Regions from separate parts of the Homo sapiens genome. Here region 1 is linked to region 2. A link is a contact called in ENCODE Hi-C or POLR2A ChIA-PET data. All regions are on one chromosome and are shown on one strand. The core of a region is the stretch at or near the end of the contact, and the rest is flanking DNA. Distances in the headings are between cores, read along the strand shown.

Region 1 (5,615 bases), core at 109-2,608, 73 kb before region 2:
TTGAATTTTTCACCACTTTTGCTTCATTCATCCCCTTTTTAACCCAGAGGCATTTAAAAAAAACTCTAATTATAAAACCCAGATATGTTATTTACCCCTGTATACTTCAGCATGCATCTTTTAAAAATGTGGACATTTTCTTTAATAACCATAATGCTTTCATCCACTTAATGAGCATCAACTTAATATTAACAGTAGTTCCTGGGTATCATCTGAACTTGTCAATTGTCCAGAACATCACTGAAAAGAAGTCCTGTTACTCAGCCCTGTCACAAGGAGCCATGCTGGGAACTGACCTTGATTACACCTGAGGCCAATTCTTACTTGGTAGTAGTAGCAGAATCTGAGATTCATAATCACAAGCCCTTAACTTCCTACTCTCTGGCCTGGCCGCAGGACTGGCCTGGAGTCCAGCTTTCTGGAGAGAGGCTGCCAGGTTTCAGATAGCTGATGGTGTTTAGAGGGGTGTGTGTGTGTGTGTGCACCTAACCTAGGAGCCATCTTTGGGGTTATTAAGGTACGAATAGATTTCAGGGATGAGGGATAGAATTCAGGTGTCTGTGAATTTAGATGGGAAAAAAAGATACCTCTGAAGTTTTTACTAACCTCTAATGGAAATTTTAAATCTCTTTCAACTATGATGATAGGCAGCAAACTGCAGAAGTAGTTGCAGTATCTGTGACTGTCACCAATAGAAAGAAAATTATTTTAATATCACATCACATTATTGCAGGTATTGTCAAATATTGTGAATACTTATTACTTTGAAATTTTGTTAATTCTTTTCTCACCTCTAGATCTGGTTGTGGAACATGTCAGCAAAGAAACACACATATTATTAGATCACAAACTTGTTTTTGTTTCTACAATTCGGATAACTGTATTTCAGTATGCTTTGTTTCCTTTGTAATTCCATGTATTTTATTTTACGCATTTTAAAACAATATTCTGAAAAGGAGTCCGTAAGCCTTTACCAGATGGCCAAGGAAATTCACAGCACAAAAGGCAAAGAACCCCTGGGATGGAGCCAGCCTGTGTGGAGATGCCCAGAAAACATCTTCAAGGATTGTTCCTTGATTAATTCATCAATTTCTTGAACATAATAACCAGGGGTGAGAAATTGGCCCCTATAAGGAGTTCGGAAGTTGCAAGCGCCATGTGACAGCCTGTCTCCAAAATGACATTGCTCCTTGTGTTGGCATATGAGTCACAGACTTTGGCCAGCTCTTCTGAAAAGATGCTCCAAGTACTCCAGAGTACTATAAATATCCAAGGTATTAATAGAATTCCTCCCACCTCAAGGCTGCAGTTCCTCCCACTGCCTTCCCGCTGCATATTGGGCACATGTGGGGAGGACAGTTGGAGAAGCTCAGCTCACAGGCAGAAGCCTATGCGTTCTGTAGCCATGACACTGACTTGCCGTCCTGCGCGTGGGGAGAGGGAGGGAAAGCAATTTGTCTAAACTCCCTTTTCTGGAAAATGAAAATGATGCTACTTGCCACCTACCTCACAGAATTTGAAGTTAATCAGTACAGTTTATACGCGCAATCTTAGGAATATCACATTGTCATATCATAAAAAATTTACCAAGCTCTGCTAAATGCAGAGGGTAAAACTGACCAGCTGTTGCCAGAATCACATAGATCCCTATTCTTTACCTGAAAATTCATCAATCTTGTTTGCTTCTCACTGTCTAATGACTACTGGCATTATGCAATGAACTGCATATAATTGCTTATACAGTATATAATTGCCTTATACGGTAACATATCTTTAAGTTTTCTAATCAAGATAAAAGATCCTTTACAGTTATTTTTGCTTCCTACGGCCACAGCAATTTATCAGCCCTTGAATTTCACATTCACATTTGGTGCGGCTTTTGGCAGGGGTATGTAAATAACAATCAAACATTAAAAACAGGCTGGTAACTGTTCACATTAGCCCTAAACCGAAGATGATCCAAATGTCCATCAACAGTAGAATGAATGAAATAATTTATGATACATCCCCACAAAGGCATACTATACAGCAATGAGAATAAATGGACTATTGGCTATTGGCAAGGCCATGTATCAGTCTCACAAATATAAAGTTAAGGAAAAGAAGCCAGACAGTAAAGAGAACCCATTAAATTATTCCATTTATGTAGAGTTCACAAACAGGCAAAGTGAGCCTGGGGTGTTAGCAGTTAGAAGCGGAGGTTACCTGTGGAGAGGGAACAGTGGCTGGAAGAAGATATGAGAGGGTTTCTGGATGTTAGCAATAATTCTGTTTTTTGACTTGGGTGCTGGTTACTTGGATGTAGTCATTCTGTAAAACTTCATTGAGCTGTACACTTAAAATTTGTGCACTTACTTTTCTGTGTGTATGTTAAACTTCAAAACAAAGATTTAAAATTTTTAACAAAGAGAAAAGAACAGGGTACAAAAAATTGTTTTCAAACGCTCTTCTCCAGTGTATATAGCTTCTTGGAGAACTGGTGATGTTTGAAAACAATGTTAAGAAATCTGAAATTCTTGGGCAGTGCAATGGCTCATGCCTCTACTACCAGCACTTTGGGAGTCTGAGGCAGGCGGATCACTTGAGGTCAGGAGTTCAAGATCAGCCTGGCCAATATGGTGAAACCCCTTCTCTACAAAAATTAGCTGGACATGGTGGCAGGTGCCTGTAATCTCAACTACTAGGGAGGCTGAGGCAGGAGAATCACTTGAATCTGGGAGGCAGAGGTTGCAGTCAGCTGAGATTGTGCTGCTGCACTCCAGCCTGGATGACAGAGTAAGACTGTCTCAAAAAAAAGAAAAATCTGAAATTCTTAATTCGGATTTCTGGTAATATGAAAGTCACCAGAAAATAACCTACCCTGCCTTCTTTCCCTCCTTGGATTATAATCCTCTTGATTGACATATTTGTTAACCTTAGTGGGCAGATGTCATAAAACCAACCAGGATCTGTTCTAATGACTTGTTAAAGTGGCCTTAAATAAAGGGAGCTATGATGAGGGCTGCCCTACTAAGCGCTTCGCCCAGGGGGCTGGGTGATGATGTGGGTTTTGCTCTGACAAGGGCACTCAGCTAAGCCAGGGCAGTCAGGGCTGAGACCCGCTCTTTTTCGGCCCCTGTGATGTGTGCAGCATGGGGCTGGGTCAGCGAGATGAAAGGGAACCTTGTTCTAATTGGTCAGCAGAGAGGGCCTTTTTTCGCTAATTGGTAGGCCCAAAGTGGGTGCTGTTTTCTAAGCAGGTCTGCTTGTGTCTCCTACAGAGCCCTCTTTTTTTCATCACTTCCACTGCTGGGCTCGTGTTGGCCTGGAGCAGTGTCCCTGACTCCTCTGATTGCCTGCCTTCTATTTTCCTGCTTGTACATAGGAGGCCTCTGGGAACCACCTTCTTTCTTGTACTTCTCCCTTCACTCACACAACACACACCAGAGCACAGCCACAGCATAACCATAGGTTGTTTTTGTGCATTGTTGGGATACAATGCAGGAGCCCTGTTTAGGAGTCATTGAAACTCGGTTCCTATCCCAGTGCGTGGTGTTTAGAAGGAGCTTAATAAATATTTTTTCAATGAAGGAACTGCAGATTCTTCATACCTTTTTTGGCCTCTTGGGGTATTTGTTCTGAGTATCAGTGCGGTATAGTGGAAAGGGGGGATATCAGAATCAGAGCCCATGCCAGAATCCAGCAGGTTGCTCTTTAGGCCCTGGACAAATTACTTTCTTCCTGTCTCAGTTCCTCATCTGAAAAATGGGGATGATACATCTTCTTTGCAAGGGGCTGGGAAGGCTTACAAAAGCAAAACATATGTCGTTCCTTGAACAATGTTTGCACATTGCACTGCATGTTCTTCATTTACTCACTCATTCAATAAACATCCTATAAAGTTGGAATCAATGCCAGAAACCAGCCTGGCTGCAGTGATGCATAGAACAGGGTTCCCACTCTCATTGAGTGCAGAATCCTGTGTGGGATATATTTGTGATCATTAAATGCAAATAAAAAGTTCTTGTGGGTCTTATAATAGAAATACGTGCAGGGTTATATATCTGTCTATCCATCATTTAGCTTTCTAAGCATCCATTCTTCTATCTATACATGTACGTAATTCTTCTATCAGTATCTCATATGGTTTAGATCTCTGTCCCCACCCAAATCTCATGTTCAGTTGTTATCCCCAGTGTTGGAGGTGAGGCCTGGTGAGAGGTGTTTGGATCGTGGGGGTGGTTTCTCGTGAATAATTTAGTACTATCGTCTTGGTGCTGTTTTTGTGGTAATGAGTGAGTGAGTGAGTGAGTTCTTGCATGAGCTGGTTGTTTCAAAGTGTGTATCACCTCCCCTCTCTCTGTCTTGCTTCTGCTTCCACCATGTGAGACGCCTCATTCCCTCTTTGCCTTCCACCATGATTGTAAGTTTCCTGAGGCCTCTCCAAAAGCAGAAATACTGTGCTTCCCGTACAGCTTGAAGAACCATGAGCCAATTAAACCTCTTTTCTTTATAAATTGCCCAGCCTCAGATAATTCTTTACAGCAATGCGAGAACAGACTAATACAGTATAAGTATATAATAATAATAAGTACTATATGTGTGTCTATTGTTATTATTAATATTGTTATAATTCTGTACATAGAACGGTGACTGCTACAAAAATACCTAAATATATAGATGTTCATATTATGATTATTTCTGGAGCATAGGATTTGGGGTGGATTTTTGTTATTTTTTTTAATATTTTCTATATTGTTTGAATTCTCTATCAACAGGTATCATTTTCAAAAAAACACTGAAATACTAGAAGAGGGATGTGAACTTATTAAAATATAAAAATTTTGAAAACCTAATCAAAATGAAAAAATATTAAATGCCAAAACTGACATAAAGAATAGGACACTTGACTAAACCAACAGATTTTAGAGATTAAATGCAATCAATGATCTCTCCTTTCAAAAAATTGTAAGCCCAAATGGTTTTACAGGTGCGTTCTATCAAACTCTTGAGGAACAACAAATTCTAATCTGTATTCTAAATTATTCCAAAAGAGATAGAGCAAAAGCTACTGAGTTCATTTTATGATATTGGCGCAATCAGATGGACATTTTACAATGATGGTGTTTTACAAAGAAAGAAAGAAAATTATAGCTCAATTTCTCATACTCAAGTAGATGAAAAATATCTTTTAAAATATTAGCTAATTGAACCCAATGGTATGTTTTAAAATAATACAGCTTGATTAATGAATGATTCCTTATTAGGGATTCTGCCAACAAAATTAAGAACATTAGTAAATTAAATTTTTTAAAATCTCACAATAATTTCAATTGATGCAGAAAAAGTACTTGATAATTTCCTTGCTTATTTATGATAAAAACTCTTAGCAAAGAGTAGAAAAGGATTTCTTTAATTCCCCTAAGTGGATTTTGGTTATATTCCAAAACCTCCACAAACATTATAGTTAATGGAGAAAGTTTAAGTGCATTCCTGTTAAGACAAACATTCTCACTGTGATAAGCCACTATATAACACAACCAATACTATACTGTTGGTAATCCTAGCCCACATTGAAGGAAAGAAAGATAAAAATGGTGATCGAAAGGAAGAAATTAACTGTCAGTGTTTGCAGA
Region 2 (4,946 bases), core at 2,177-4,676:
TGGTGAAAGCATTTGAGGGACAAACTGAAAGAAGAAGATAAATGATAGAACTGAGGCTCAGTGTTGCTCAGAAGAATTTTCTGGTTAGTGTCGACACCCATTGGGAAGGCCAAAGCCCACCTTGCTGCCTTCACTCATCAGAAGGTGACGTTTTTGTTTTGGATGTCTGATGTCCGCTAACATGTGCCCAAACAACAGGACAAAAAATGTCTCAAATCATTTTTAGTTGTATAAAGGACATTCAGTTTTTATTTGAAAGACCTAGGTTCAAGTTCCAATTCCACAACTTACCAGATGTGGATTCAGAGCAAATTACTGACCCTCTCTGAACCTGTTTGTTTTCTAAATAATAATAACAAAGCCCAGTTCTTAGTCCTGAGGCATCCAATGAGCTCAGGAGTCTTTGAGCATTAGGGAGCATTCTACAGTAATTAAAGGTAGATTTTTCTAAAAGAAATAAATCTTGCAGGCTCTGAAAAGAAAAACTCAGCTCTTTGTTTCTCAGGAGATGTCTGCTGCATAAAGAGAGCAAAGTGGGAGAGTTTGTATTTTCCTGTACAGTTCTGTTCAAGTGTTCCATGGCATGTTTTTTCAGCTGCTAATAATGGAAATTCCTGCTGCCAAATATGTATTAATGATAACACCATTTAAACCCTTCCTGGCTGCCACTTTAGCACTAAGCCAGCACATTTGGGTTCCACGAAGCCAGATGGTACACATTTTTCTGGAATTTAGCTTTATGATGCCACTTCAATTGATTCTAGACTTTGTTATATGGCTCTCCCCTAATCTGTCTTACATTATTACAGGAAAGAGAAGTACTTTTTAAAAAATAAACTTGACTTTTTAGTATAGTCTTAGATTTACAGAAAACTTGCAAAGACAGTTCTTATGCTCCATGCTCTGTCTCCTTTGTTATTAGCATCTTACATCACGGCACATTTGCTGCAATTAATTCACCAATGTTGACACATTATTATTAATTTCAGTTCATACTTTATTCAGATTTCCTTAGATTTCACCTAACATCCTTTTTCTGTTCCAGGATCTCATCCAGGATGCCACATGATATTTAGTAGTTGTGTCTTCTTAGGCTGCGACAGTTTCTCACGTCTTTCATTTCTGATGACCTTGACAATTTTGAGGCATTTTTTTGCATGTCTCTTCATTGGGAATTGTCTTCCTCATGATTAATCCGGAGTTACAGGTTTGGGAGAGGAAGAACACAGAGGTAAAGTACCATTTTCCTCATGTCAAGGATACATTCGATGAACATGACTTACCACTGTTGTTTTTGATCACCTGGCTGAGGTGGTGTCCAGCAGTTCTCTCCAATGGAAAGATATTCTTTTATTCCCTGTTTTCACACTGTGCTCTTCTGAAGGAAGTGACTGTGTGCAGACCACACCATCTCATCTCTTTGAAGGTGGCGTATCCACATGAATTACTTGGAATTGTTCTGCATGGGAGATTTGTCCCTTTTACCACATTTATTTCTTTATTTATATCATTATGGACTCATGGACATTTATTTTATATGTTGAGTTATAATCCCATGCTACTTTATTTAATTTTTTGCTCAAAATTTTCCAGCTTTGGCCATTGGGAGCCTTCAGTTAGCTCCTGTATTCCTTTATAATATCTTCCTTATTGTGGAGTTTTGTTTGCTTTTTATGTTTGCTTTTGTATTTTGGACACTTCCTTACTTTCTTGCACTATAAGATACTCCAGGCTCATCCTGAATAGGTCTTTATGGTGTTGGGGTACATATCTTCTATACTCAATTTGTTGAGAGTTTTTATCATGAAGGAATGTTGAATTCTGTCAAATGTTTTTGTGTTTCCGTTAAAATGATTATACGGTTTTTGTCTTTCTTTCTGTTAATGTGATGCATTGCATTTATTGATTTCTCATATATTAAACTATTCTTGCGTCTCTGGAATGAATCCTACTTAATCATAGTTAATTATCTTTTAATTTTAAAATTTTAATGATCTCTTGAGTTTATTATTACTTGCTTTATGGCCTAGCATAAAATCTATATTGGAAATTTTTCCATGTGTACTTGAAAAGAATATGCATTCTGCTGTTGGTGGTGGAGCACCTTGTATATGTCAATTAGGTCAGGTTGATTGATACTGTTGTTTAAATCTTTCTAGTTGTTATATCAGTTAATGAGAGAGGAGTATGTGAATCTCCAACTATAATTCCAAACTATAATGCCAACTATAACTCCAACTGTTTCTACTACCAATTCTGTCAGTTTTTGTTTCATGCACTTTGGGGCTTTGTATAAATTATGTATTATAAATTATACATTTATAATTGTTTCATCTTCTTGATGTATTGATCCCTTTATTGTTATTAAATGTCTCTTTGTCTCTAGTAATACTTTTTGTCTGAAAATCTATTTTGTCTGATATTAAGGCAATAATTTCAGCTTTCTTCTAGTTACTGTTTGCATAGTGTAGCTCTCTGAAGTGTGTCCATTGTAACACAAATCTGCTGTAATTTACTTTTTGTTTCTTCATTGTTGGTTATTTATGTTAAGAATTGTTTTGTAGATAGTTTCCCTTCAGATGTTCAATTATTTTCTTAGAATAAAATTCATTTAATTATCATCCCTCAAACCAGAAATATTTCAAAAATTTTTCCATAGTTATATGGGCATAGTGATTATCCTTGGGAAATTATAAATTGACGAAAGTTATAATTATTTTGAAAGGAGTTGTACTATATGTTTTATATTTATTATATAGTTTCACATAATCCTTAAAACCATCCGGTAATATAGATATTTTTATTATTTTTATAATTGTTTTTTGAGACGGAGTCTCTCTCTGTCACCCAGGCTGGAGTGCAGTGGCACAATCTTGGCTCACTGTAACCTCCACCTCCCGGGTTCAAGCGATTCTCCTGCCTCAGCCTCATGAGTAGCTGGGATGACAGGCATGTGCCACCATGCCCAGCTAATTTTTGTATTTTCAGTAAAGATAGGGTTTCACTATGTTGGCCAGGCTGGTCTTGAATTCCTGACCTCAGGTGATCCGCCCACCTTGACCTCCCAAAGTGCTGGGATTACAGGCATGAGCCTGTAATTTATTTTTATTTTTACAGGTAAATACCTAAGGATCATAGAGATTAGGCAACTAACTGGTTCAAGTATACAAAACAAACACTAAACGAAAGAGCCAAGGTTTGAATTCAATTTCTGTTAGACTCCATTAGATAATATGAAGTTTTTCTTTAACTCTTTCTCTTTTCTTACTTCACTGCTTTCCCCACACAAGCATTTTTTTTTCTCCTCACCTATCCCCGTCCCTTTCTTTTTGTTTTTCTTTTTGAGACCAAGTCTTACTCTGTCACCCAGGCTGGAGTGCAATGGTGCGATCTCGGGTCACTGCAATCTCTGCCTCCCAGGTTCAAGTGATTCTCGTGCCTCAGCCTCTCGAGTAGCTGGGATCCCTGCCCCGTTCCTTTCAGATACTTAGTGGTTCATAGTGTGAAAGGAAAGTTAACACTTTCACTATGCCAAAAAGAAAAAAATTAAGCTGAAAGCTGAGTCATGCAAGAAACTGCCTTTCCTTTTGTTCCTAAGCAGACAGCTACAGATAAAAGGTTAAACATCTCCACGGGTAGCTACTCCATGTTCACCTTATCTCAATTTACTGAATGTGAAACAAATATTAATTGCCTATTCTCCTACCTGCTTTTTATCTCTTGCAACATGTGGATTCAGCAATGTGACCATCCATCCCCTTCCTCTTTCCACTCGTGCCCACTTTCCTCCTTTAAATATTGAAACCCTCAAAATCATCTCTGGAAAAAGGCACAGATCATAGACTGTTTCTGTGGTTCCATGTTCTTTTCTCCTGGTCCTGTCCTTAACCTTGGCAAAGTAAACTTCTGAATTGATTTAGACCTGTCTCAGATACTTTTTGGTTGACAGTAGCACGTTATTGGTCCCTCTCTGTCAGAGCCCAGAAACTGTGATGAACTCATTCACAGTTGTTGATGCCCTCTATAAAGGTATTGCCACAAGTGGGAATCCCATTCCATAAGAATATTATCTTATTGTTTCAGTGGAAGGTCAGGCAGAGAAATACAAGACGAGGACTTGGGAAAGGGGAGTTATTTTTGTTGTTGCTGTTAAAGTGATATATATATATATATTGTGTGTGTGTGTGTGTGTGTGTGTGTGTGTGTGTTTGATGGTGGTGGTGGTGGCCTATGTATTCTTAATGAGATCTCCTAAAAATATCCAATCCTGTCTCTCCAGGCTGATAAGTAATATCTGCTTATATAGCATCCATCACATATCATTTAACAACAGTTTCTAGGAGGAAAACCAAAACTGATGATAAAACATAGAAATAATTGGCAAGTAGATTGATGATAGTGAAATCCTTGTGTACATAACTGAAGAATAATATAGGGAAGGCAAAGAGGACTTTTGTCTGAATGGGGATTAGTCTATCCATCTATCAATCTATCTATCCACACAGATATACATAAATACACACATCTGTATATTACTCATTCTATATATGCATTTGTGTAGATATAGATATGGCTTCTCTATGTCAAACTAGCAATTACTTTTTCAGCACAAAATACCTCACTCAGCAATGATCCTCATCAATGAAATCAGATTTTGTTACATCACCGGAGAGTTCAAAAGCTATTCTCCCTTTTGTATTCTGTGCCAATAGAAAGAAACACACAAGAAGAAGACTGAACTTTAAACTTAGCAAATTTGAAATGCTGGGAGAATTTTATGCATGGTATAAATGATTTTAGATACAAATAGTGTTATTTCATGTTAATACTTCCCCAGAGCCACCATCCTTTTTTGAGTCTGCAAAGTGATTTAATTTTGATCTTTTAGAAATGTTCTTTTCTCCTGAGAAAAAAATTTGTCATGGAAACAGTGGCAAATGCAAAAA

What was found. Hi-C counts contacts between places; a loop is a spot of excess contacts on that map. ChIA-PET counts read pairs that join two places held with the same protein, here RNA polymerase II (POLR2A). Pooled maps may share reads with other maps.
Region 1: a loop to region 2 is called in a map of left ventricle myocardium superior, with 5 times the contacts of the local background. The contact joins two enhancer-like sites. A Hi-C loop is called at or near these places in 25 of 168 maps with a recorded cell type or tissue (IMR-90, Right ventricle myocardium inferior, aorta and 15 more), 1 of 37 single-sample maps with no recorded cell type and 16 of 50 pooled maps. POLR2A ChIA-PET finds 5 or more read pairs at or near these places in 2 of 52 experiments (T-cell and activated B cell).

The regions. Positions count from the first base shown.
Region 1 is chr13:44,124,399-44,130,013 of GRCh38, reverse strand. All of the region lies in intron 2 of LINC00390 (long intergenic non-protein coding RNA 390), which reads left to right. All of the region lies in intron 1 of SMIM2-AS1 (SMIM2 antisense RNA 1), which reads right to left. Among named protein-coding and RNA genes, the nearest start is that of SMIM2-AS1, 17 kb to the right of the region's middle. Within about 2 kb of position 1,358, at least 3 of the 41 ENCODE cell types and tissues checked have a DNase peak (open chromatin) inside an H3K27ac peak, as active enhancers do.
Region 2 is chr13:44,054,456-44,059,401 of GRCh38, reverse strand. No RefSeq gene overlaps it. Among named protein-coding and RNA genes, the nearest start is that of NRAD1, 35 kb to the right of the region's middle. Within about 2 kb of position 3,426, at least 3 of the 41 ENCODE cell types and tissues checked have a DNase peak (open chromatin) inside an H3K27ac peak, as active enhancers do.